Regions from separate parts of the Homo sapiens genome. Here regions 1, 2, 3, 4, 5 and 6 are each linked to region 7. The links are chromatin loops, found by intact Hi-C in ENCODE. Cell type or tissue: endothelial cell of umbilical vein. All regions are shown on one strand.

What was found. Peaks named below come from ENCODE experiments on the same cell type or tissue, not always from the same donor. Only the 100,000 strongest peaks of a DNase experiment are listed, where the experiment ranks them.
Region 1: it touches region 7 in a loop (5-fold over the local background); 5 of 110 quality-filtered maps call a loop at or near these places.
Region 2: it touches region 7 in a loop (12-fold over the local background); 5 of 110 quality-filtered maps call a loop at or near these places.
Region 3: it touches region 7 in a loop (7-fold over the local background); 7 of 110 quality-filtered maps call a loop at or near these places.
Region 4: it touches region 7 in a loop (8-fold over the local background); 10 of 110 quality-filtered maps call a loop at or near these places.
Region 5: a loop joins it to region 7, with 7 times the contacts of the local background. A loop is called at or near these places in 2 of 110 quality-filtered maps.
Region 6: it touches region 7 in a loop (7-fold over the local background); 2 of 110 quality-filtered maps call a loop at or near these places.

Annotation. Positions count from the first base shown.
Region 1 is chr16:83,001,406-83,005,405 of GRCh38, reverse strand. The region is part of intron 2 of CDH13 (cadherin 13); the gene reads right to left. Among named protein-coding and RNA genes, the nearest start is that of MIR8058, 310 kb to the right of the region's middle. In endothelial cell of umbilical vein, no CTCF peak of the experiment used is centred here; DNase peaks (open chromatin) are centred at 1,305, 2,335, 2,655 and 2,845; H3K27ac peaks cover 3,037 bases.
Region 2 is chr16:83,341,943-83,345,942 of GRCh38, reverse strand. CDH13 (cadherin 13) reads right to left here. Exons shown (of 14, transcript NM_001257.5): 6 at 937-1,081. Among named protein-coding and RNA genes, the nearest start is that of CDH13-AS1, 56 kb to the left of the region's middle. RefSeq lists an enhancer at 720-1,919. In endothelial cell of umbilical vein, no CTCF peak of the experiment used is centred here; a DNase peak (open chromatin) is centred at 1,742; H3K27ac peaks cover 2,212 bases.
Region 3 is chr16:83,214,085-83,218,084 of GRCh38, reverse strand. CDH13 (cadherin 13) reads right to left here. Exons shown (of 14, transcript NM_001257.5): 5 at 588-740. Among named protein-coding and RNA genes, the nearest start is that of CDH13-AS1, 180 kb to the left of the region's middle. In endothelial cell of umbilical vein, a CTCF peak has its summit at 2,479 (motif pointing right); a DNase peak (open chromatin) is centred at 2,524.
Region 4 is chr16:83,067,062-83,071,061 of GRCh38, reverse strand. The region is part of intron 3 of CDH13 (cadherin 13); the gene reads right to left. Among named protein-coding and RNA genes, the nearest start is that of CDH13-AS1, 330 kb to the left of the region's middle. In endothelial cell of umbilical vein, a CTCF peak has its summit at 2,148 (motif pointing right); DNase peaks (open chromatin) are centred at 471 and 2,161; H3K27ac peaks cover 1,140 bases.
Region 5 is chr16:82,994,505-82,998,504 of GRCh38, reverse strand. All of the region lies in intron 2 of CDH13 (cadherin 13), which reads right to left. Among named protein-coding and RNA genes, the nearest start is that of MIR8058, 310 kb to the right of the region's middle. In endothelial cell of umbilical vein, no CTCF peak of the experiment used is centred here; a DNase peak (open chromatin) is centred at 2,294; H3K27ac peaks cover 1,910 bases.
Region 6 is chr16:82,812,553-82,816,552 of GRCh38, reverse strand. The region is part of intron 1 of CDH13 (cadherin 13); the gene reads right to left. The region is part of intron 1 of LOC101928446 (a long non-coding RNA gene); the gene reads right to left. Among named protein-coding and RNA genes, the nearest start is that of MIR8058, 130 kb to the right of the region's middle. In endothelial cell of umbilical vein, no CTCF peak of the experiment used is centred here; a DNase peak (open chromatin) is centred at 2,292; H3K27ac peaks cover 1,589 bases.
Region 7 is chr16:82,754,259-82,758,258 of GRCh38, reverse strand. The region is part of intron 1 of CDH13 (cadherin 13); the gene reads right to left. Among named protein-coding and RNA genes, the nearest start is that of MIR8058, 67 kb to the right of the region's middle. In endothelial cell of umbilical vein, a CTCF peak has its summit at 2,453 (motif pointing left); DNase peaks (open chromatin) are centred at 1,768 and 2,908; H3K27ac peaks cover 2,631 bases.

The sequences.
Region 1 (4,000 bases), 250 kb before region 7:
TTAGTATGCCCACAGGTTACAGGAGGTAAGGAACTGGAAAGAGATGAGAATGAACAGGGAGAAAGAGTGAGGAGGGGCTGGGGCCTGGAGTTCCTATGCTTTGGTAGAAAAATTCCCTATTTTCCAAACTTAATCTTTGAGTGGAGACAATGAAATAATCATCCAAAAATCCAGCAATGTCCAGCTGTGAAGGGTAGAGCCACCGGTTAAAGCCCTGGCAGAAATTGTGTCTTCTTGTAATAATAGAATCTCATCTCCTACCCTCTGGGTTTTATTCAGGTACCTGGCTACTTAGTTAGAAACTACACTTCCCAGCCTCCATTGCAGCGGGCCATAGCCATGTGACTCAGCTCTGCTCAACAGGGAATGAAAGGGAGCATTAGGAGAAACTTCTAGTCAATGTCCTTTAAAAGGAAGATGCTCTTCTCCTGTTCCTCCCAGTCTGTTTCCTACAGCCTGGCTATGGTGCAGGAGGTAGGAATGAGGATACCACCCTGGGGATGACAAGTGCCATCTCCATCCATGCTACTTGGAATCACAAAGCTGCTGTAACTTGCTGGAGACATAATGTGAGATGATAATCCACAGCCTTTTCAAAACATGAGTCCTTGGCTGGGTGGCACAGTAGCTCACTCCTGTAATCCCAGCCCTTTGGGAGGCTGAGGTGGGCGGATCACTTGAGGTCAGGAGTTTGAGGCCAGCCTGACTAACACAGACAAACTCTACTAAAGAGACAAAAAATTTGCTGGGTGTGGTGGCGGGCACCTGTAGTCCTAGCTGCTTGGGAAGCTGAGGCACGAGAATCGCTTGAACCTGGGAGGCACACGTTGCAGTGAGCACACCAATACACTCCAGCCTGGGTGACAGAATGAGACTCAGTCTTGGGAAAAAAACAAAACAAAACAAAACAAAACAGGGGTCCTTGCATGACATTCAAAAGAAGAGTTACCTTGCTGCCCTGGAGTGGTTTATGAGGAAGAAGTATAATTCTATTTGGTTTAAGCTTCTGTTTTTGTAGCATTCTTTATTACAGCTGTTAGCCAATATCCTAACTGATTTGGATGCCCAGGTCTGAGCTGGCATAGTGTTTTGTGAATTCAAAGTTCTTCCTTTTGAGCCTCCAGAGCCTTTGGCAGCATTCTATGACCCTTTCCTCCTGCTTCCCTATCTTTATCCCTGACTCCTACAAAACCCGCTGCAAGGGAACACAGATACTCACGGTATAAGGAATGGGATTCAGCTGGCCTGGGGCTGTAGGTTTCTGCTGGTCGGACTCAGTATTCTACAGTTGCATTCATTAACCCAAGAAAATTTCCTTATCAAATCAGAATTCCCTGTCATTGACTGAGAATATTTTTTTCCCAAAGAGCATTTATTATCTACTTTAGTCTGACACATTCGATTGTCTTGATTCTCCTACCTCTTCCTTTGTTAATACGATAAGGAAGTACAGTATTTACATGGAGCAAATCCACTTAGAATTTTCCCCAAAACAAACTAAAGGAGAATATAAAAGAAGTGACAGAGAGGCATCATAGATATGTAAGCTCTTATTTATACAGAATTATTTAGGGTATGGAGTACACTGGTTAAGCCCTGTTCACATTTCTGTAACTGCTTCCAGCAAACATTCTAAGGAACCTTTGAATGGAGTAGTCACAGATGCCCAAGGGTCGTAGTAATCTTCTCTGTGCTCTAATGCTATGTGAAGAGAGAGGTAAGTTAAGTTTTAGTTCATCCACCTGTCTCTCCATTACTGCTTTCTGTAACATTCCAGGACATGATATGCACTGACCAATGTGATATATTCAAGTCTGAGAGGTTTGCAATTGAGCTATACTTGCTTGGGTATGAAATAAAGCTCCTTCTTTGTTTGCTTTTCCTTGCTCAGTAGCTGCATCAATGATAATATGTTACTAACCTGATTATACATTTATTTATTCTCCCTATACAGCATTTTCCATACTGTCCCTATTTATGAGCCTGGATTTTTGAGATAGAAAATTAAAAAAAAAAACCCACTTAAGCCAGTTAAATAGATAAATTATCAATGCAATGCTACCTGGAGTCACAAAGCTACTGAAACATTCTGAAGACACCATGAGAGATGGCAATCCACAGCCCTTGACCTTTTCCAAACTACAGTCCTCTCACCGCCCAAGAGCAATTCTCAGCTCAAAATATATTTGCATTGGCCTCAGAGGCCAGCTGGGCTTATCAAGACTGTCATATGGGACTGAACACACAGACAAATTACAAATGAGATAAATATTTACATAAGTCATTCCAGTGTTGGGGAAAGGACACTGGGGTTGGCATCAAATTAAGATTCCTATTCTAGTACCACCACATATGAGCTGAGTCATGCTGGACCAGTATTCAGTGTTTTCCTCTTTAAAGTGGGAATTTTGTTACCTACCTCTCCAGGCTTTTGCAAGAATGTCGTAAAACAATATATTTGGTACATGCTCAATAGATAAGTGTTAAGTCAATGGGTAAATTGAAGTAAAAGCCCTAAATAATCTGGTCTTGTCAGCCTTTGCTGCCTTATATCTCCTCCAATACACTAGGCACACTCCAGTGTCACGGCCTTTGCAGTTTCATTCCCTTCTGTCTAGACAGCTTTTCCTCCACATACCTACACGGCACATTCCCTCACCTCCTCCCAGTCTCTGAACGCCCCTTCTCAGTAGCATCTTTCCTGATGATCATGCCACTCACAAGCAAACCTCTTCCCCGCTTATTCTGCTTCGTTACTGTGTTACATTGATCACAACCCAACATTGAATACATTTTATTTGTTTATTGCCTGTCTGCACCAAGCGAGAATGAACACATCACAATGGCAGGGATTTTTGTCTGTTTAGCCTATTGTATTAATTTCCTGTGGCTGCTATAACAAACTATAAGCTTTGTGGCTTAAAACAACAGAAATTTTTCTCTAGCAGTTCTGGAAGCTGCAAAATCAAGATGTTGATGGGACCACACTTCCTCCATAGGTTCTAGAGGAGATTCCACCCCTTGCCTTTTTCAGCTTCCTGTGGCTCCAGGTGTTTCTTGGCTTGAGGCCACATCACTCCAAGAGTTGCCTCCGTATTCATATGGCCTTCTCCTCCTCCTGCAGTGTTGTTCCTCTGTGTGTCTCTTAAAAGCACACATGTCAATGGATTTAGGGCTCACCCAGATAATCCAGGCTCCTCTCATTATCAGATTCTTAACTACATCTTCAAAGACCCTTTTTCCAAAGAAGGTCACAATCACAGGTTCTAGGGATTAGGATGTGGACATATCTTTTTGGGGCCGACATTCAACCCATCATATCCACTGTTGTATCTTCAGTGCCTAGAAGACAGTATGGCACGTTGAAGTGCTCAGTTCACATTTGTTGAATAAATGAATGAGTCAAATACAAACAGTCCCTGGAATGTGGTTGGAACTTTTAAGGTGAGCTCCTTTTTTGTCTTCCCTTTTCTATGATATGATGTTCCTGAGGTGTACAGCTCTCCTGAGACAAATTTACTGAGATAGTAATTGCACATTCTGCCCATTTGGAAGGGCTTCCCATAGCTCCCCAGCAGTCAAAAGTGATCTTCTCCAACATGTGTCTCGAGCCTGTATCCCACCACCTGGACAGGACTCATTGACATGCACAAAATATCCTTTACATCAAATGTCCTCTGGGTCACAGCCAATCATCCGTAGGTGTAAATGGTCACACAGAACCCCTTCTGACAAGAGAAGCAAAATGCGAGATTCGCTTCTCAGAGTGGCACATCCATTAACATGGCTGCCAGATAACTCCTTAGAACTCTACTGATTTACATAAATACCTCCCAGTCAATTTCTCTTTTTCTTAAATTAAAATGAAAGTGGCAGCTCCCTGGCTGAGGCCCTGGACACGGTCTGGCAGCTCTGTTTTCATGTGAGCAATGGCATTTTGAATACTGGCCCATTGGAGCAGGAAGAGATGAAAAAATATCCATTATCATTATTGGTCACT
Region 2 (4,000 bases), 590 kb before region 7:
TCCCATCAATTCAGAAAAGGGGGAAAAATAGTAAAAGCCGCTCTCATCTCCTGTCTGGTCTGACGAATCACTATTTTACCTATTTGGGCATAATCTAGGAGTATCATGATACTCTTAATATGATACTCTTAATATGGTGTTTTTTTTCACTCAAGTGTATTTTAAAGCTGAAAATCAAAGTGAGCCGAAGAGGAATTTTTCTGTTTTATTCTTTCATTTTCTCAAGCATTATACTTAGGAGTGACTTCAGCTGCTGGCTGTGGGATACTTTAATTTGTATGTATTGGGGCAAAAAAGGAAGCTCTAAATTCTAAAACCGTCCCTGATAGAAAGGTTAAACATGGGAAAAGACAGCGGGAGCTCTATAGTAACCTTGAGTGACTTCTATAACAGTAGGCACATGCATTTACGCATTTCCAGAGAGAGATATCAAACATCCTCCTTTTGGTCCTCTGACTGAAGACAAAAGATTTCTTCATGCACATCTTCTAAGGGAAGGGAAGAAGTCCTACCTATTTTACTAAAATAGTTCTTATTAAAAGGCCACTGTGAAAAGAAAGAACTGAGGAGTTTGTAATGGGGACCCAATTCTCATCAAAGCCCTGCTATAGCACAAAGTTTAGCCTTGGACTTTCACAAAGGTAAGCTGGATATTTACATGGTGCCCAACATCGGCCATGCCTTAGAGACTTAGATGGCAGTCATCCTTGGAGGATGATCTTCAGAGACAATGAAAGAGATTTCCGTAGCTTGCAACACCTCGGTCAAGCTTTGCACTTTAGCTTTCCAACCTGGCTTCTACGCAGGGAAGTATTAAGTCGACGCTGATACGAGCTGACAAGTTGGAACAGCCATAAGACAGTCCCTAGAATCCACAAAGATCAAAGTGTGCCTCTTTCCAAGCCATTACGCTAAAGGTAAGCCAATGTGACATACCTGTGGGTGACCCTTCCATGACGTGGCCGATGTAGGGGCCTTCCCGAAAGATCGGTCGGTTGTCATTCTGATCAATCACAATGACTTCCAGAGGCACCGGCCCCTCGAGAGTTTTGCCATTGACATCAGTGGTCTCCACAAATAGCTATTTGAGCAAAGAGATTGGGGGAGAAAGAAGATATTAATTCATTATGAAAATTCAAATAAGGTTCTCTAGAGAAAGTAGGTTATATCGACAATTTTATGAGCCCTTGGCAATATTGAAATTTTGGTCTCAGAGGATAGTCACTGGGACTAGAATAGAAATTGAACATTCCAGAATAAAAGGCAAAGATCAGTTCACTTTAGATCCCCCTTGGGAAATTTACAATTAATTCATCAAATCGGCAAAGAAAGTTAAAACAAAACAAAAAAACTCAAAACATAAACAGTCATAGCCAAGAAATTACGCTTGTATCATTTCTGTTTTCCCAATATCATTATGCTTAAAAGGAATGTTATGCTAATAAAAATAATTGACTAAGCAGTTATGAACCAAGTACATTAAGAGATAACCAAAAGTGTTTATGGCAATCTTTTAGGAGAAAGTCAGGTCAGTATTTGTTGGGGGCTTTCCTCAGGCTAGGAACTCAGAATTTGCAGGGGGCCTGAATGAGACCTCGGGATTCCTGCCCACCAGGCTGTTTACAATTTCGGAGGATTTCACAACACCATGAATCACTTCCATAGGGAACTACTTTCAGATCTCAATGAAGAAGGCAGCATAAAAAAACAACTTTTTTGTTTGTCTTGGAAACGAAGAATTATGTCATGGCATTTCCAGTGAATCACGGGGACCTTATGCGCACATTTTCTGTGCGTAATTCAACCTTGATTTAACTCAGCGATAAGAGTAATACTTCCTCTTGGATATAAGTGTTGGTCCCCGCATAGGAGTATTTTGATCAGAAAAGGGCATCTGCATTTGGAATCCTAGTACAACTCTTTCCTATCTGTGTGACCTTGAGCAAGACACTGGATCTCAGTTTTCTCATCTGTAAGTGGGGTTAACAAAAACACTCATTATTAGGAATAATAACAAACACTTATCCAGTGCTTACTTTAGCTCTATACTATATTATCTCACTTGATTGTCATAACAACCCTTTGGATCTTTTTACAGAGGAGAGAATGAAAGCAAAGAGAAGATAAATGGTGGAGTCCAGATTTGACCTTGGGAAGTCTGCCTCCAGAGCTCACTTTTTTAACCACTATAAACAATATTTCTAAAGCATTTAAATATGGTCTATCATATAATATGTCTCAAGAATATTAACTGCTGCTATTGTTGCTACAGTTATTATCAATACTATTGTCAAAAAAGAGCCCAAATTAGAAAAATGAAAGACAAACATTCTTGTTATAAATCAGTAGAGTCACATTCCACCTGATGGTATTGTAAACCAGTATAATCCTTTTCAAAAGCATGGCAAAATTCAACAGAAACCACGAAAGACTCATACTTTTGTTCCGTTTTTATACCACTCCTGATCCTATATAAGTTTGCACTACATATTTGGAACTATTCACTGCATTGTTATTTCTCAAAATAAAATTACACTGGCATCTGCCTGAACATCCAGTGGAAGGGAACTAGTTGAAGGAATGTTTGTGTAACAACATATTACAATACAATAATTTTTAAACTTTATTGATCTACTTAGAATATTGAGTAAAAATACACAAAATAACATGAGCATCATCATACATGACCTACAAATATGGATAGAATTTGAAGGCAGTGAGCAAAATGAAACCAGGTATGTGTGGGTAGATAATTTTTAAATTTTTTTCTTTAACATTACTTCATCCTTTTACCAGCAAATTCACACACAGACATACATACTTGATTTCTGGTGCAGATAAAATAATGCATGTAATAAGAAAAAATGAAGTGAACAGAGCCTCGTAATATCTGCACACAAAGGAGATCTCACAGAGAGTGAAATTTTATACTTTTATGTTTTTTTTAAGCTATTATGAGAATACTGCTAACAAAGGAAATCAATCAAAATAAAGCTCTGAGGCAATTTTATGTAATAACATAGGTCTGGTTTTTCATCTTCCCAAAATAGCCAAGGACTTGACTTTAACTCAACCAAAAAAAAAAAAAAAAAAAAAAAACAGAAACAAAAAAACACTGTGCCTAAAGATAACAAATATCTTGGATCTGAATCCTAAGATTCTACATTCTATAAGACTTGGCCAGTATCATAAGCTACAAGTAGGATAGGTAATCAGAATTCACATTTGCCAAATATTCAAATATGCTGAAACTGGGAAGGGCAGACAACAGATCCATCTTAACACAATGGAAAGAAAGACAGAAACTAAGGAGACACCATTGATTAGGATGAATACAGAATGTGGAGCTGAATCTCAGAAAACCAATTATGCAAACAGACAATCCAATGGTATTTTATGTTACAAAACTAATCAGAGTTTGACTCAGACTTTTCAGAGGACAATAATATCAACACAAGTCAAGACCTTTGGAATGGTCTCTAAAAACAGTGAAGGGCTGTTAAGTGGGATTTTCTTAAAGTTAATTTAATAAAAATTATTTGAGGACTCACTACATGTCAGCCATCACGCTGAACACCCTGGTATCCAGTGGTTAGCAGAAAAGATAACCCAGCATGGAAAGACAGGTGATAAACAAGAGAAAAAGATATGAACAAGATAATTTCAGTCACAGATGAGGGCTATGAAGGATATGAGACAGGTTTGAATACGAAAGCTTCACTACCCAATACTGTAGCTGCTAGCCACATATGGCTATTGCAATTTACATTTATTAAAATGAAAAAACTCAGTACTCCAGTCAAACTAGGAACGTTTTGAGTGCTCAGTAGCCACATGCAGGTAGTAGTTACCATATTAGACAACACAGATGTAGAACATTTCCATCACTGGGTAGAGTATGATTGACAAAGTGTGTGTGTGTGTGTGTGTGTGTGTGTGTGTGTGTGTGTGTGGCAGGGGACACCTATTCAAAATAAATGGTGGAGAAAACCTTATTGCT
Region 3 (4,000 bases), 460 kb before region 7:
TATACACCTCATGATATGTGCAAATACTCCATTGGTAATGAGGATACCATATGTGTCTGTATGTTGTTTTCATTCAATATCTTGAATCTCTCCCATATAACACAACTTCTTCAGAAGCATTTTAAATGGCTAGAGAAAACTGCCTTGCAAAATCTGCCATAATTTAACTACTCCTTTATGGCTGAATATTTAGCAACTGTTTTCACCCTAAGGACCATGTCTTGCTAATTATATCAGGTCTTGGGGTTTATACCTCTTCCAGCTCTAGATCATCAAGCTGGTCTCTGGAAAGCCAAAGTTGCCCTAAGGGTTCTGACCTCCTCTGAGATGCCCCCAGGGTCTCCCTTCTTGGTCTCTGGTACCCAAAGTCTGATGCAGGCCTGGAGGGCTCTACTGATGAGATAAAGACCCCCCACTGTTGCCCTGTCAGGGTTCAATTCCATCCACTTCAGCTCCCACAGAAACACCCTAAAGCCATGCAGTCCCGGGTTTGATGAGGCACAGAAATAATGAGCTCAGTGGGAAGAAAACAATCTTTGAAAGCCACATTTCTGCGCACAGGGTGGGCATGGGAGAGGGGTACTCACTTGATAAACAGCGATTACTTCTCTGTCCAAGGTCCGTGTCACGGAGACGCTCCCTGTGTTCTCATTGATTCTGAAAATTCCTTTAGGCTCTTGATCCACTCCCTTTCCAGTGAGCCGGAACTTGGACCTTTCTGGCCTGTCACTATCGACTACCTAGTCAGAAAAACAGAGAGACATTTAAAACTGCCTGGAAAACACAGAGAAAGCACATTGCAAACATACTCCCATGAGCAATTCACTAATCACAGGTGCCAGCACATGGGTACCTGGTGAACACAGATTTGACTAAAGTAACAGCACCAGAAATAGCATCACTGCCTAACGCCTTTCATCCTAATATCCACGTCTTTGCAGCTGGCAGCTGAGGAAGCTTACCAGCACTCGGGTGACATACAGTGATGGATCAAGGAGGGCAATAATGCCAGTTCAGTCAAAGTTGGACATTTTATTATTTTTAACTCCACGAAATATATTTTTTTCAAAAAAATATTTATCTGCAAACAAAACAAAAAAGGTAATGGAAGCCATTTGCTGCGCATGCATTGATCAAGATTCCAGGTATTTACATATATCCACTAATCCAGTGTCACCTGCCCTGTCACTTCTACTAGGTACTAGGCATGGTGCAGAGGAAGCACTTTGTCTCATCAGAAAAGGTTTATACATATACATATATACACATATATACACATACACACATCTATTTAGGGGGCTTATATATATAATATGTATATAACCCCTAAATATTATATATATCAAACCCCTATATATTAAATATATATGCATCAATATTATATATAGATACCTCAATTTAGGGGTTTTATATATGTGAAACCCCTAAATATGATATATAATATATATATTAAACCCCTATGTATTATATATATTAAACCCCTATGTATTATATATTAATATATATATTAAACCCTACATATTATATATATTAAACCCCATTATATATATTAAATATTACATATATTAAATCCCTATGTATTAAATATATATAATAAATAAAATATATATGTTATATATAAACCTCAAATTAGGGTTGTGTATATATATATATATATATATATATATATATATATATATATATATATTTCAATGCTGGAGGCAGAGGACATTATTATTTCCACTTAATGGATGAAACCACTGAGATAGAATGAGTCAGCAAGCTGGCCATGGCCAAAGCTATGAAAGAGATAAAAATGGGTTCAGAACCACATCTTCCATTCTCTAGAGACACTGCAATACAACATACAACACTGTCGTTTCTGAATTTACTTTATGGAATTTTCCTACAAATTGTCGACCTTGATTTGACATTTGAAGAATAAATTTGGAAGGGAAAGGTGGAGGAGAGTAGTTCCAGGCAGAGGGAACAGCACAGACAAAGGCAGCAGGCAGACAAGGAAGAGTCTGGAAAGTTTTGCAAATCGTGAGTTACTGGCATATGCTTAAGCATGTAGAGGGTTAGGCTGAGAAGCAGTTGGGGTCAAAGTATGGGGGGTGGTCTTTTTATGTAGATGTGCAACTAAAGAGAACTATTATTGGCATAAGTGGAATCTAGAGTTTACCCTCAAGTATTCATCTATATTTATGTCACTTTATCATCAGAACCTTCAAACGTTAATTTGATTATAACAAAACAATTGAAAGGTCATGAACACAATAATCATTCAGGACACACAGATAAAAGAAAGCTGATACAGATCTAGCTGTCACCAAATTACAAACGAACAGGCACCTGTTGACACATACTCAACAGCGCCTGGAGGGTTTAGGTGGCTAAGACAGGAAACCTGCCCTCTCCTAATCAAAATGGGTCCTGCCCGCCCCCTGCTCCACCACCCCACCACCCCCGCCACTTTAGCTGCCGCCAAGCCTGCAATTCCGATGTCTGACACCAGGTGGCAATGGTGCCTAAGGCAGCATGAACTTTACGCCAGGGTTCATCTGGCAGGATCACTCAAGGCATTACAGGTTTTTTTTTTTTCCGATTAAAAAATGTTGTTTATTAAAATACACTGAGTGTTGACTAAACACCAATTACATATGTTTGTATTTTTAAGAGTAACTGAAAATTGGATACAAAAGAAAATTAAAAATAAACTATGTGGGCCGGGCGTGGTGGCTCATGCCTGTAATCCCAGCACTTTGAGAGGCCAAGGTGGGCGGATCACTTGAGGTCAGGAATTCAAGACCAGCCTGGCCAACATGGTGAAACTCCGTCTCTACAAAAACTACAGAAAATTTAGCTGGGCGTGATGGCGCACACCTGTAATCCCTGTTACTCTGGAGGCTGAGGCAGCAGAATCGCTTGAATCTGGGAGGCATAGGTTGCAGTGAGCTGGGATTGCTCCACTGCACTCTAGCCTGAGTGACAGAGTAAGACTCCATCTCAAAAAAAAAAAAAAAAAAAAAGAGGTGTTTGATACTCTCTGATGAAAATAATTTTCAGTCATTGCTTGACTTGATTAATCCAACTGATACTTTTCCACTGACCCCTCTACTTGCTGCCTGGAAGCCCCATGAGGTCAAGAGCCACAGCTTACTGGGCTCACCATTGGATCCCTGTGGCTGGCAAGTAGCGAGAATGAACTCCACGGATTAGACAGCTATATGTTGCAATCCTAGCTTTCCCAGTGATCCACTGTGTGAGTATGAACACGGTCCATCGCCTCATCTTTAAAGTGCAGATGACACCACTTACTTCCCAGCATTGCCGAGGGTTTAATGAGATGGCATCTATAAAGTACATGTCCTGCCACACAGAAGGAGCTCAGTTAATCAAAGCTAATAATTCCAATATTAATCATCACAATAAAATTACACTGTTGTTAATGGGTAAGAATGGTATCTCTATCCTTTTCTGAGGGAATAGGTGGTTTCCTCTTTTTTTTTTTTTTTTTTTTTTTGAGACAGAGTCTCACTCTGTCACCCAGGCTGGAATGCAGTGGTGCAATTTCGGCTCACTGCAACCTCCGCCTCCCAGGTTCAAGTGATTCTCCCACCTCAGCCCCCTAAGTAGGTGGAACTACAGGCACACGCCACCATGCCTGGCTAATTTTTATATTTTTAGTAGAGATGGGTTTTCCCCATGTTGGCCACGCTAATCTCGAACTCCTTACCTGATGTGATCCACCCGCCTCAGCCTCCCAAAGTGCTGGGATTACAGGTGTGAGCCACCACGTCCGGCCTAGGTTTCCTTTTTAATAACAAAATTCACAGGCCTCCCAGAAGAGAAGTGCTCTGGAAACAGCTCCCTGCGTGGGAAGGGGTCACCAAGCACACTCACCTCTTCTCTGTCACTGTGGTCATTATTGCTTCACCCCTCTCTGCCAGCAGCAGTATTTACTGTGAAGAGCGAAAGAACAAAGCTTCCACGGTGTGGAAGGGGATCCGAGCAGGTT
Region 4 (4,000 bases), 310 kb before region 7:
AGCCTTCAGTTGTGAATGCAGAATCTGGAATGTTCTTTTCCTTTGCCAGGAGAACTCAGGTGCATCATGTTAAGACGGTGCTATCATGACCTCATGTGGCATGACTGCGTGAAGCATAACTCCCCTCCTAACTTAAATTGGTTGTATATCATGAGCAATAAATAAACTCCTGTTGTTTAGGTCATTGATATTTGGGGGGGGGGGGGCTGTTTATTACTGTAGTATAACCTAACCCTGCCTGATTTATATACTATTGCTTAAGACAACTCCTTTGCTGAACTAGGTTTTTACATTTGAATTTCCAAGGCTTTCCCTTGGCTCCTGATTTACAATCCCTCACAGATAAATAGTTCAGTCATTCCCTTCAATGTAATTGAAGGTCAATCATCTTCTTGGGCGTCTCAGCATTGTCCAGTCACACTAGCGCTTTCCTTCCTGAGAAAACTTGGATTATATTAGTCATGTTTGCTTTTCTAAAGCAACTTTTACTTCTAAAATAACTTTTATCACCAAGATAGTTTTTTTAATACTGCACCAAGGCTATTAAAAAGAATGGAAACTACAGATCATAAAAACATCAACAGTAAAACACTCATTTCCGTGCAAGTTGTGAAATGAAATCAATGTATCTTAACTTATTCTTTAAGAAGAAAAGAAGATAAAGGGAAAGTTCCAATTTTTGTTATCATTTAATCCAACTTTATGAATTCCTTGGTACTTATGGCCAGAAGGCACCTCAAAGGTCATCGTACCCAACACCCTTAAACTGTCAGTATCAAGTTGATAGTGGCTTGTATCAAATATTTAGTTATAGGGAAAGAGACCACATGTATTTCCAAGAGTGAGTTTTTAAAGGATAGTTAATGATTTTAAAGTTCTCTAGAAGCAAAGAAAGCTGAGATTTGTTGCTGCAAGAGCAGAATTTCTTAATAAGCATGCCAAGAAGCAAGAGGATTTCAGAACAGCTAGTGTGATATTTTAGGTGAAAACAATTTTTCTATCTAGAGAAGCATCAAGTGCCTTGAAAAAAAGGGAAGTTGTCCTCAAAATTTTGGGAAATTTTTAAAGTGCCATTGGCCCAATTTTTCTTCATTTCCTTACTTTTATTTCTTTTTCTGGTATCCATCAACTACACTGATTGCCGATTTCTGTCTGCATTTCTAGAGAGAGCAAGAATCAACATTTAGTTCAAATGGTTTGTTTTCCTCTAAAAGACAATTGCTTGCTGCCTGCCCTTGTGAGAGACAGAGCCTATCGTGTTAAATCTAAGGAGATGCATGGACCAGTTCCTGTCCACTCTGAACAGGGTTAGCACTGGAATGGGTGTCAGAGTGAGCCTTTGGGGAGAGCCAATCAGGGTGAGGATGGCCCCAGCCCAGGAAAAGACAAGAGGATGAGGCTGGAGGAAGCAGTGATAGTCTTTCTGAGAGGCAGCATGGCATAGTAGATAAGATTCTAGTAACACATTTCCTGAGTTTGAATCTTGGCTTTGCATTTTTTAGATAGGTGACTTTGGATGGTGACTTACCCTCTTCATGCCTCAGCTTTTCATCTTCAAAATAAGAATGACAATAACAATTTCTACCTTAGGGGGGGCTGTTACATACATGAAATGTTCACATAAAACAATGCCTGGCACGTAGTAGGTGTTTCTATAGGTGATTCTTAGAAAAGAAAACGGTATTGCAAAAATTATGTGATCATATTTACAAATTATTTTTATTAATCAGAAATCTGAAACTCACATTTCCACTAAAGAGTGCCACAGTTCCACTAAAGAGCCCTGTGGATGAATACTGATTGGTGTTAGAACTCTGATAAATAAGGGTGGCCTCATCTGAATGACATTGAGACCACTGATTACTCCTTTATTGGAAAATGCGCATTGACAAAAATAATTCAAGATGCAAACAAATAATTCAAGATGTACAATTAAATGAAATAATTTAATTAGATGTTTTATGGGATAAGTGAAAGACATGCCTTTGGGATTTTGAGAATCTGACTTAAATTGAAGCAGTTAATGCTTCTTGTTCTGGGATATCCAGACAACTGAACTGGGGGCATGGGAAATGGGTAACTTTTGCCTCAACAGCAAACCTTCTAAACCTTCATAGTGAAAACATTCTTAACCAGTGGGTGGCAATCATGTGTCATAATGCAAAAGACCATACTTCCTTTTGGAAAATTTAGACATTGGCCAGAAATTGAACAACAAGGGGGCAGGGAACGGTTAAGGCAGAAAAATTGGCAAGCAGGGTGTCCACAGCCCTTGCACTCCATGAACTTGCAGACTTAAAATACTGAAGCTCAAAGATGTAAACCATTCCCAACCTTTTTATGCCAACTGCCTGCTGAATTCTTCTTGCAGAGCTGTGGGGCATATTTTTTTAATTAATGGCATTAAAGATGAAGACCATGGAGGCCAGTATGTTTGGTGATGGCAAAGGCTTATTGGGAAGTCAGAAGAATGGTCAGGTGGCTGGTTCAGAGGGTCAGGCCATAGTGTTTAAAGAGGCTGGTTACAACAAAAAGAGCAACGAGTGTGAGAATTGTACCGCATACAGCCTTACCTTATTGGCTTGCTCAACATTCGCCAAACCCTGAACGTCATCACACAAGTGAGAGGGTAGCATATTTCATATGTGACTAGTCTCCAAAGTTACAGAGTCTTGGGAAGTTCCACTTAATAGCCAAGCAGCAATGAGTCAGTCAGTTTTCCTCCATAAGCCTCAGTTATTCTAGATAGATAATAAAGTGGGGATGAAAGTTATATGGCAAAACCTTAGGGTTTTTTAGACACTAAGTGAGATAATGCCTATAAAATGATTAGAATGATGTCTGGCACTTAAGAAAATGTATAGAAATATGATTCTAATTTCATTGGAAGTTGGCATCTGCTGTGTACAATTCAACCCAGCAGATCCGACTGTGGTAATGCTCTCAGCTATCCATTTCAGGTGGGGCCCTTGTTTTGCCAAGTCCTCCTTGTATCTTTCACAAAGTGGCAGTCATATGGATCTAATAGAGGAGCTGGGAGGATTGACTGAGATGATGAACTGATCATGCTCTGGTAGCCTCAGAGTTGAGAATGAGGGTGAAGGCTTCTTAAGCCCAGGCCAGGGATATTTTTCATAGGTCCTCCTTCAAACTTTTTGGCCAGAGCAGGTGGCGAAATGGAGGATAGAGGGGATGGGAGGCCTGAGACATTCCGGTATCTAGAGGCCAGAGAGAAGAAGAGAGGGGCAGGAACAGCAGGCTGACGGAAGGAGAGGAACCAAGAGAGATTACTACTCTGCTCTCTGCTTTTCCTTTTTCATTAAAATGCTTTTCTTCATCCTATTCTGTTTCAGTATTTTCCTAACCTACTTTTGTTATTCAGTCATGTTTCCCTTGACTATAATAAATCAATTGCACTAAAATTATTATAGGTTGTGCATTTTATCCCTAAAGTTAAATATTCAGTGAGGTTCTTCGATCATGAACCTTAGTTTGTGGAGGTTGTAAAACATTAATACTTCCAAACTGCAGCAAAAAATGCTTGTCGTTTGTACGTTTGTTTCCTATCATTTCTTGAGCACAATCATGTCTCAAACACTATATGGGTTCTTTTACTTGTTTGCTGTCATTGAGTCCTTGATACAACCAACTATGGATGGTTCCCATTTTATAGAACTGGAAACTATGGCTCAAAGGGATATAGTGACTTACTATAGTTCTGCATGGTAGTAGACAAGTAGACAGTAGGTATTCCTCAGTTCTCAGCCCGTGCCGTTAACCACTGTACTATGCAGAGCCTCCACAACACAATACTTATCAACATTACTCAGAGATACAGTCAGTTGCCTTCTGCTGCTGAAAGATTTGATAGGAAGAGAATGAAGGCTGCTCTTTGGAATAAGAGCAAAGATAAATGTAGCAAAGACAAAATGGCTCCTAGGGAAGTGAAACTCTACTACCTAATTGATGGTATTAGCACATCTGAAGAATGAAGGACGCT
Region 5 (4,000 bases), 240 kb before region 7:
CATTTGTTTTATCATCATGCTTTATTATCACCAAGAGGACAGGCTGTCCAGAAAAAGAAAAAGTTACATGTCACTATAAAAAAACAGGACAAAACAAAATAGAAAAGAACTTCACGAAAGTGATACTCTTGCTTATTTATGAAAGTTGGAAATGCTTTTTTGCTATGTTCTTTCTTTCTCTTTTGTCAAAATGTCTTCAGTCAATATATGCTGATTTTTAAAATTACATAAGACACAAGATGTTATTAAAATCAATGCATTAATGCGTTTTAGAAAATAGTTATTCTAGGGAAAATGATACAAGCAAAGTGAGGATCTTAGGAAGGTCTGTATGACGAAATATAAAAAGTTCCAGGATCAAGAGACAAACGTGGATGGCTTTGAAGCCATAGAAAGGACAGGATTATGTCAACCTAGAAAATTTGAGCTGGTCACCAACTCTGCCATGAATTGACCATGACTGTGAGTGCTCAACTCTGAGATTCTCTTTCTCTATTTATGAAATACAACACTGATATCTTCTATACAGAGTTTCTAAGTAGGTTAAATATATTATTTATATGAGTGACTTAATAAATGCACATTCTTAGAGTTCTACTAGTATCAGATTCACCTTAGCTGATATTGTTGGCCTGATAAGAGCTGCAACTGGTAGTTAATCTCTTTGACTCCCTACCATTTAAAAATAGCCCAGAAAATGATACTGAATATTTAATGTTGTGACAGAAACTTACCTTAGAAGCCAGATAGACTGCTGAACTTCTATGTTAGATATAGCTGAGCTCAAATCCCAGCTTTTCCATATATTAGCTATGTGATTGTGGAAAAATCTCTTGTGCCCAGTATTTTCACCTATAGAACAGGGATAAGAACAACCTGGGCTCAGGCTTGTTTCATCAAGTATAAAATAAGATTGCCATTAGCTGAGACAACTGGGTGGGATTAGGGGAAGGTAAATAGAATATATTGTGCATGTACAGAACCTTTATTTAAAATGTTGACATTTTGTTTACCATGGATTTTTGCACTAATTTTTATTTTTATAAAATATTGCATTAAATATTATTTACTTTAATTACTGAGATTTTTCGTATCCCTTTAAATTTGGACCCAAAGAGAGTACCTCATTCACCTCACTCTAGTCCTAGCCCTGAAGCCAACAATTAGTGAAAACGTATTAGGGTCAATCACAATACTGAGCACTGTGAGTTTACACATTTGCTTGTCAGTGAAATATTTAGCACAATATCTAGCCTAGAGTAAGGCATTATCATCTTTACCACCCATTACCATCATTATCATCATCACTACCATCAACATCACCACCATCATCACCATCACTATCATCACCATCATCACCATCATCACCACCATCACCACCATCAGCATCACCACCACTACCATCACCATCATCACCACCGTCATTACCATCACCACCATCACCATCACTATCATCATCATCATCATCACCACCATCACCATCATCACCATCACCATCACTATCATCATCATCACCACCATCACCATCATCATTACCACCACCACCACCATCATCAACAACACCATCGTAATTATCATTACCATAATAATCAACATCACCATCACCGCCATCAGCATCACCATCACTAGAATCATCATCACCACCACCGTAATCATTACTATCACCACCATCACCATCACTATCATCATCACCACCATCACCATCACCATTACCCCCACCATCACCATCGTCATCACCATCACTATAGTTATCATTACCATAATCATCATCACTACCATCATCATCATCATCACTCTCATTATGATTTTCTAAGATATCCTAAATAAATTTCCTAATATTTCCAAGTTGCAGTTACCTCATTTTTATTACAAGGCTAACATTGCCCCCTTATAAGGCGTAAAACTTAAACAAGGTCGTTTTTGTTGTTGCTATCATTAATGTTTTTGCTGATTTCAATGTATCACCTGACTCTGCAGCAAATCCAAAGAGTGCTTGTCAAGAAATCACACATTTCTAATGAACATGGAGACTAGCCCGGCAGAGAGATAAAGCAGGACCATGCTGGGTCCTGGGCTGGCTTTTGCACAACCGCCTAAGATCTTCACACAAAGAAGTATGCACTGTGCTCAGAGCTGACATTTCTGTAGTCATAAAGCTCAGTGTTGTTCCAGTTCAGGAAGCTGATGAGTCATGGGGTAGAGGCCACTGGGAGAGGAAGAGGGTTTACTCTTTTTTTTTCTTTTTCTTACCATTTTCATTACTTCTCAACTGATTTTCGATATACAACAGGAAAGGAACATAATGACCTTCTACTCACTGCCCCACCCAGAAAACCTCAAATAACTAATTGCCTTTTTTTCCTAAAATGGAAGAATTATTTCATCTGCCCGAAGGTTTTACTTCCTTCTGCTATGCTTTTGCCCGGTAAGCCTTTTAATCTTGTAAAGCACAGCCATATGAACAAACAAGGGAGAAAACAGGAAGATGGCAACTCTCCAAGTTCATCCCATTTTGAATCTCACTTGACAAACAGCGATGCATGGTTTTGATAAAGGGTATGAGGATTGTGATTTGACCTTCCTCTTGCCACTGTGTAAAATGTAAACACAGTTTACTTTCTCATAATTAAACGATATCGATTCCCCAGCAGCCCGCGAGAGGGTTGAATCATCTTTCTCCTCAATGGATGCAGCGTGATCCCTGTTATCATCTAGTTATATCCAATCAGAAGTAAACCATGACAAGCTGGGTGGGGGAATGCAGTGGCTTCCTGCTTCCAGAAGTTGTATAACTGGGGAGAAGTATCACATCTATTTTGAAAATAGTTGTTTGGTGTGTTTTTACGATACACCATGGTGTTATAATAGGTGATATCAGATTCAGTAGTTTAAAGCAAAAAGGACTTTTTTTCTCCCTTATTTAAGAGTCTAGGTTGGCAGTCCAGAATTGGAATGGTGGCTTGATGGTATTGGGGATGCATCCTGTTGCCATGCCATCTCTTCCATGTTACCCTTTTCAGCTTAATTCAAGATGATTCACCACCACGTTTGCGTTTCAGCTGAAGAAGGGAAAAACAGGAAGGGAAAATAGACTTCTTGCCTTTCAAAGGCATGGATTAATGTGCTAACATCACGCTCACTCATGTCTTAGTGGCCATCACCCAGTTCCATGGTCATACCTAGATGCAAGGTGGCTGGAGAAAGTAGTCTTTAGCTGAGTGACCACGAGCCCAGCAAAATCTGCTGTTGCAAAACGGAGGATGACTATAGCGAGATTCACTATGAGTTCTGGCCACAGTTGAGTTGAATAAATGTTTCCCCTAGAATGGAGAGAGGGTCCTAGTTGGGGTCTCTCCATCCCTGAGCCACTTGGGTTGTGATGATAATTGATAGTGATGATTAAAATGACGGGAATAAAGATAGCAGCAGTTAACATTTACTCACTTCTTGCTTTATGCCTCTTTGTACCAAGTGCTTTGTAAACATTATGCATTCTATCTTCAGGATAATCCTACAGGATCAATAGTATAATTACCCCAATTTTACCCATGAAGAAATGGAGCCGCATCAAGTTCAGAAACTTGCCCGAGGTCATGTAGCTAGTATGTGGCCAAATGAAACCCATCTGTCTCTATGTCCAAAGTTATTCTCTTAACCACTTTACTCAGGTATTAATAGTGGTCTGAAATCCTTCAGTATTTCACAAAGCTGAACTAAACTGACAAAGTTCCCCTTAACCAGATCATCTGAGCCAGCTAAGAAGTGTTTGTTTGGGGCTTGAATACTATCAACGTAGGTATCAATGGAGATTGGTAGTTTCATTTGTCAAAGACTAATACGTTTTTCTTCCTTACAAAGAACTTGATTAATTTTTAAAAAGAGGGAAAATAAGTGAATATTTATTAAGTGCAATTTGTTCAGTATATCAGCTCTTTCTAAACATGGCTTCCAGAGTGAGAGAGAAATAACCAAAGGGGCCATTAGCTGAGTAAAGGTTGGG
Region 6 (4,000 bases), 58 kb before region 7:
TCAAGACTTAGCTCAAATGTTGATGCCTCAGTGAGGCCTTCTCCACCCACACTATGGAAGTTACAACTGTTCCTCCCCAACTCTATCCTCCTTGATTTCTCCATAGCCTTTGCCATCTTCATGCACAAAACCAGCACACATTTTACTTATTTTCCTCTCTTTTTCCCCCCGGAATATAAGCTCCTTCAGAGTAGGGATTTTTGTCTGTGTGTCCACTGCTGTATCACCACTACCTACACATACAGGGTACTCAATAAATATTTACTGAGTGAATTCAGATGGCAATGAATAATTGCTGCTACAAATAATAAGATAGTGGGAAGAACAAGGATGTGCCTGTTGGAAGGCTGCAGTGGGGTTTGCTTCCAGGAGGGGCTCCTTGTATGTACGTAAGAGAGAGGCTGACCCTGAGGTCACTGGGGGAGCTGTCCTTTGGGCACCTTAGCTTGTTTGCAAGGCTCATCCTCCGTACACCCTTCGCTTCACCAAAATTGAGCCTGTTTCTGACAACAATGTATCAGACCCAGGCTTCCCAGCAGTCTACCTACTGTCACATACTTGGTAATACATTTCTTTTTATTCTGAAATAAAACACAGTTATGTATTTTATCAGTCCTAAACACGTGTCTTGCATTCAGAAAGAATGACATTTTCCGTTTCCCCAACAGTCATCTGTGGTGTTAAAGTGCCTATAATTAAATTAAAAGCATCCGTGAACTATCTGGAATATAATGCATTGAACAAACCTCAAATTATTGAAATTAAAGCTGTTGAGACCTCACAGTATAATGGGTGGACAACACACAGTGGCCAACAAAGTGATAGTCTACGATTAGGGGCACTGTTCTTCATGGTAGAGGATCCAAATAACAGAGCCCTGTGGAGACTGGAAAAGAAAAGAAACTACAAACGAAGCAGCATCCACCAGCATTTTGATACAGAATTTCAAGTCATCACTATTCCCATGGGAATTGCCTTTTGAGAGCAGTGGGCTTTAATGAAACCAGCTTGTTTCTGAACATGGAAATAATATCTCCCATGTAGGGAGTGTTTTCCATGTTCCACGCATTGTTCTGAGCACCTGACACACACTACCAGCTCGTGTAATCCTCACAACCACCTCAGAATCGCAACACCACCAGCTCGTGTAATCCTCACAACCACCTTAGAATTGTGTACCATTATCGTCTCCATCATGCAGGTGAGGAAACTGAGGCAGAGAGTGAGAGGCAAGTCGACTGTCTCTGTTCCTGTGACTAGTCATGGGTGGAGCTGTGATGTGGATGTCCACACTCGGCCCTCATTCGGGGTCTCTGTGCCTTACTCTCTTCTGCTTCCAAGACTCTACTGCGTGGCTGTTCCGACTCCCTACAGAGCTGTCTGCTAACCATGCAGTACTTTCTAAGTACCCTACTGTGCATTCAGGTGGGTCATGAACGATGTTTTCAGCTGAGCCTACGGTATAATGGATAAGAAAAAAGAAATGAATGAGATATTTATTAAATAAGCTCTCTGGGCCAATATGAAGGATAGAAAAAAAAACAAAATGTTTTACCTACTGTCACACACCACTCAACAGTTTTGACACCAAGTATGAGTGGGTTTTTCCCCAATACATCAAGCCATTCTTCAGTGGACACCAGCGGGTAATCCTCTGATTCAATTCAATTCAGTAATATCTACCTGGAGATAAAGCCACATCCCACAGGTCCTCCAAGACTGTCCCCTACTTCAGATGCCAGTCACAAGGCCCAGGTTGTGGCCTGTGCTTCTGACTGACCCACTATAAATTGGAGTTCCCACAACCCCCTCTTTGACTTCTATTAATTTGCTACAGTGACTCACAGAAGTGCTCAGGAAAACACTTTACTTATATTTACGCATTTATTATAAAGAATATTACAAAGAGTATAGATGAACAGTCACACCAAGAGATGCATAGGGAAAGGTATGTGGAAAGGTATGCAGAGCTTCCATGCCCTCTGTGGGCACACCACCCTCCAGAAACCTCCATGGGTTCAGCAACCTGGAAGCCCTTTAACCCCTGTCCTTTGGGGTTATCATGGAGGCTTTGTTACATAGGCACGATTGAGTATCTCACTGACCGTTGGTGATCAACTCAGTCTTCAGCCTCCCTTTCCTCCCTGGAGGTGGGGTGGATGATGAAAGCCCCAACCTTCTAAAAATACATGGTTGATTCCCCTGGAAACCAGCACCCATCCTGGGGGTATCCAGGAGCCCAGCACAAGTCAACTCATTAGAGCAAAAGATGCTCCTATCAGCCAGGAAATACCAAGGGATTTCGGAGCTCTGTGTCAGATGTTCCCGTCACTCAGGAAATTACAAAGCTCTTAGATGCTGTCTGCCAGGAACTGGGTTCACAGACTAAATATTAGAACTGGGGGCAGAGACCAAATATGTATTTATTATTATATCACAATATAATAATCACAGCCAGGCACTTTGGTATATCCACTCTCAAACTATAAAACCCTCAGGGTCAAGACCATTTTGTGCAGTTAGACTCCACAGCCAAGCACAGCAGCCGGTATTTGAATAGGAACTCAAGTATGTGCTGAATAGATGGGTCTCGACAATGGTTTTATGAGGTAGGTAATATTATCCCTATTGCATGGATGATAAAACTGACTCAGAGAGGGCAAGAGACTTGTTCAAGGTCCCACAATCATCTGAGGAATAGCTAATACTTGAAACCAAGACTGATTGAACTTCAAAATCTATCTTTTCGCCAAAATGGCACAGTTAGTAAAGGTCCTGTAGATGGAGGCAGCCTCAGGCAGTTGTAAACTCAAAAGTTTGGTTTTAGTTTCTTTCAGTGCCGAATCTTTAAAAGCCTGGGCCTCACAGGCTCTAGAAGGTAATAGAGAGAGACATGCAAAGTCCAGCCCCAGCAATCTGGGGTCTGTATAGCCACAGACACACAGCGAGTGGCCACAAGCAGCCTCCGGGAAGACACTACCTTTTTGAAGCCTTTTATCTTAACCCCAGGTAGCTCATAGCACTATCTACAGAAAAGCACTCTCTGCACTTAAAAGGAGACAGCCAGCTAATACCACTTCTGAGCCCTTTGATGCACAGAAGAGTCTACATCAGTCAATAAGGTTTTAATATCTGCATCTTGAGAGTCATGCAACACTCAGCTCTTGGATGCAGGGGTTAAAAACAAGGTGCAGCAGCTGCAGAGATACTGCAGTTCTGATCCCAAGAGGAGCACAGGTGCAGCTCTGAAGCCCTAAACGCATCAGCATCTCCCATCTCCTTCCCCAAGGATGACACCCTTATTTTTTTTATTGTCCAGAGCCCTTAACTCATAGTTTTCCTGCCTGGATAATGTCTCTCCAATTTCAATTTCACAGTCTACTCCAAAAACATCAACTGAACACCTGAATTTCCAGCTTACTTCAGCACACATTAAATCACTTTGTCTTCTGTAACCAGAAAAGGCTCTTCTCTAAGATGGGGGGCAATAAACAACTACCTTTAAAAGTGTTACATCATTGACTCAGTTTTTCATTGATTCAACTCCCAGGTTTAAAAAGTTAACAGGTCCCTCTTATGTTTTGAAGTCTAGCCTTTCCCACCTTCTCAGAAGCTTTATGCCATCATAAATCCCTTCTCTCCTACCCTCTCTGTCTCAAATGAATCCTTATGAGAAAGTATCTCCTACAGGAAAGAAGGGAGGAAAGAAGGGAGGAAGGAAGGGAGGAAGGAAGGAAGGAAAAAGGAAGGAAGAGAAGGAAAGGAAATAAAAAAGAAAGAAAAAAAAAACTTTGTTTTCTCTACATCCACCTCCAACTACTTCACTATCTGTCTCCTTTTTAGCCGCCAAACTTCTTAAAAGATGTGTCTATAACTGTTATCTCCATTTCTTCCCCTCCCATCTGGTTTCCTCCACCAACACAGCCTGTGTAAAATTAACACCCTCCGTGTCACTAGATGCAGGGAAGAACTTCCAGTGTTCTCTTGCGACTTTGAGTTT
Region 7 (4,000 bases):
GTTACTTCAACATAGCCCGTGTCCCTTTTTTTTCTCATAGCTCAAAGAACCAAATTATAGCTCAAAATACCAGGTGAGTATTGCCCATTCCTCAATTTTGACCAGGTCTTTTCCCAATTGGTCCAAGGAAAATGTCCCTTGGAGACTACATACTCAATGCTGGGGGCTTGGCACTCACCGGTCATGAACAAAGATGAGATTATCTACAACTAACCTGAAAGGTAAAGCCATTACCTTTGCATTCACACACTTGCCAGAGAGATTTCTAGCCTCAGAATGGATTGATAGTGACATTTTAAGAAGCTGTGGCGGCCAGGTGCGGTGACTCACGCCTGTAATCTCAGCACTTTGGGAGGCCGAGGCGGGCGGATCACGAGGTCAAGAAATCGAGACCATCTTGTGTAACGTGGTGAAACTCTGTCTCTACTAAAAATACAAAAATTAGCTGGCCTAGCTGGGCGTGGTGGCACACGCCTATAGTCCCAGCTACTCCGAAAGCTGAGCCAGGATAATCGCTTGAATCCGCTGCAGAGGTTGCAGTGAACCAAGATCGCACCACTGCGCTCCAGCCTGGAGACAGAGAGAGACTCTGTCCCCAAAAAAAAAAAAAACAAAAAAAAAGCTATGGCGTTATTACCAAAGCTTGCATTTGCAAGCTGCGGTAGTCAAACTAGCTTCTACCTGATCAGTTACCTAAAATTGAGCTTTAAACCAAAAGCTAAGGTGTTCCGGAAGCCCTCTGGGCAGAGCAGCTATCTCTTGCAATTAAATGTTGACATAATTCTTTCAGAGCCATCGATTTGTTTTTGCTCCAAGGCTTCCTCCCAGGCATGTGAGAGCTGCCCTATACCCAGGTAAAGCATTCTTTGAAAACCTGTAAGCTCAAGACAAGGGCCTTTGGACTTGGGGGTTTGGGTAAGAAGTTCAAATATCAAGAAAATTGTTCAGATGCAAATGAAGATATTTGTGGTCACTCATTCAAGTATCTTCAAAGTGCGTACATCAAGCCAAATCTGAACAAGGATCCAGGGGCATGGAAAGGTGGTGAAAAGTGGTCCCTGCCTTAGAGGAGTCTGCAGCAAGAGACAAACAGGAGAGTAGATAGGATACAATACAGCATGGAGGTACTGTGACCACTGTATGAACTAAGAGTTGTGTGGGAAGAGAGGACTGGAGGTGAGAGTGATGGAGGAGCGTCAATGTCCCCATGGATCCTGATGGGCAAGTAACAGTTTGCCAGGCAAAGAAAGAGGAAAAGGAAAGGTCAGTCGTCAACAAAGATAATGTGCCAGCCACTGATATAGATGAGGATGTAGCAAGGGACAAGAGAAGACCCAAATCCTGGCCCTCACAGAGCTTATGAGAATAAAATAATATAAACTAGTGGAAAGTGCTTTAATAATGACAAGGTGATAGTCATGCATTGGTGACAGTCTGTCTCTCTCATCATCAATTTTCAGTTCTAAGAGGAGCTCACGAAAGCATAATCTTCCAAGAATGCTCTCAGGTACTGCTTATATTCAGCTTGGTCCTCCTAATTCTCTGTTTCCTCCTCAGGGAAGGAAAAATACTAACGAGGAAGGAGAAATGCTAATAGTAGCTAATACTATAATTCTCACTGACCTGTTACTCCCTGCTTGACACCATGCTAACCACATAACAAGCATAGCCTCATTTAATGTTCCCACTGTCCCGTAATCTCTATTTTGCCCAACAGGAAACTGAGGCTGAAAGATACTGAGAAACTTGGGCAAGGAACTGCTATACTAACAGCTAGTCACCCCGGGTTGCCACGCAGGTTAAAGGAGCAGCTTGCACATGAGAAGGATTTAACACAGTTCCTGGTTTGCAGTAAGTGATCCACAAATGGTGGCTATTATTATTCTTACTATTATTATCATTACTATAGCAGTCCAGACTAATGACTCATGACTTCTTTCCCTATCAGAAGGATATCACTTTTCACTTGGCCTTCTTGGGAGCATGAGTCCTTTTCCTCTTTCCCCAAATTTTTTATTCCAGAATATCTAATTTACAGACTGTAGTTTTTTGCTTAGCCAAGAACCTGTTGGTTAGGTAACCCTAGCAACAAATAGAAATATGCAACTTTTTACAAGCTACTTCCTCAAAAATCTTTCCATGATAGAGTTTACACATTGAACATTTTAAATATTGAACACTGATCTTGTGGATGCATAAACTTGAAAATACCACTTGCTTTATTGCTTCCCAGCCCCTACTCAAGTATTTCACTCCTCCTAGAACGCTCTGCAACTTCTTTTCTGCCTAAGGCAGAAGCAATCCAACATGTAAAGTCTTCCTGGCCCCTCTCTGAGCTCCAAATATAATTTATATCACTCTCTTCATATTTTCTTGATTGTGTTCATGTTACTACCACCATTTTGACATGATGAATATTTAACAAGGCACATAACCAAAACAAATGCCTAAATCCCCAGTAAGGCCAAAGAATGGACATACCACCTAGTGGTCAATCCCGCCACAACGGATTCTAGTTTAGTTCTTGTTTTGGTTTGGTTCAGTTTTGCTCATAGACCTTGACGTCAGTGATTTTAACAGTTTTAATTATCAGTAAATGTCACTTGAAAGAATAATTGAATGAATACACAAAGAATGGACTGAATAAATGAACAGATGATGGACCAGAATGAGAACATAGGAATAAGGAAATGAGAGAAAGCTACAATGTAAGTTTTAAAACATTTCAGAAAATTGGGGATACATCATCAGAAATAACCAATTTGACAAAATATGGTTACAAGAAAAGCTATTATTTGAACAAGATTACCTCCTCAGAGACTTCAGCTTCATCCTCCTGTGCACTCCCTTTTCTAATCTTCCCAAACACAACTTGCTTAAGCAGTTTCCTTTGTTATTTCCTGGTTTTCCCTCAGTGCAATCACTGCCATATAACTAGAGGGTCAGAAAGGAAGACTCAGAAATGTTCTGTCCCCATGAGCCATCATTTGGGACAGAATGCATATCTCACTTAGGCCTTAAGGTGAGGCTCAAGCTGCAGAGAAAAAGGGAAACATGGAGTAGGGCTGCAGGCACTGGCAAATTTTCTATACAGTCCCTAGATGACCAGCTGGATTTGGACAAAGAGAACACTGCATATATTTTATCAGGTCGACCCATGCCAATGTGTGTACATGCTTGTGTATGCATAGGGATGTATGTGTGTACGCACACATAAAACACATCTGCACACTTCTGATGAATTTGTTTCCCAGGGTAATAGTAAGGAGAACTTTGCAACTACAGCATTGGCTTGAGTTTCTCCTTAACAAACATGATTGCTCTCACAAAATGTCAGGTCAATTATAGAAACCTAGTAATGAACCAAAAATACCTTTCTATGCACTCTTGGCTCATGAAGTACCCACTGACTGTGACAAACACTAGTTAAGGTTTGGATTTTTTTGTATTATTCATAAAAGGACGCAAATGAAATGAGTTGGCTTTTAGAGATCATTATCAAAAGTCTAGATAGCAAAGTCCTGTCAAGTTGTTTTGCATTTTGCCATATAATCATCGTAACAAAAGGTAGAGCTGCTTAGAAATCCAAATAAATTAATAGATAAATAAAACTATAATATTGATCTAGCAGCCCTGAACAGACAATGCCCTACCATCTTCCTTTGTGTAGAAGCTGTGTCTCTGTCTGATAATGCTTAGCAATAGGAAAAGCAAAATGAATGTTTGATGGCAGTTCTCAGGAATCCTAGACAATTCCTACAAACAGTGACCCCTTTTCTAGAAAATAGGAAGCTGGTTAGAAAGGCAGGTTCCAACAGCTCTCTTTAGGATAACTTTATTCTCCTAAAGTTCAGGCCCTAAAATGAAATGGAGACAATAATTTTCCCTGGTGGCATTCATTCGGTTATTCATTCAACAATCATTTATTCATTTTTTCAACAATCATTATTAATGCAGTTCCATTTCTATGTGGGAATGATCATCAAGGAGAAGCAAGGAA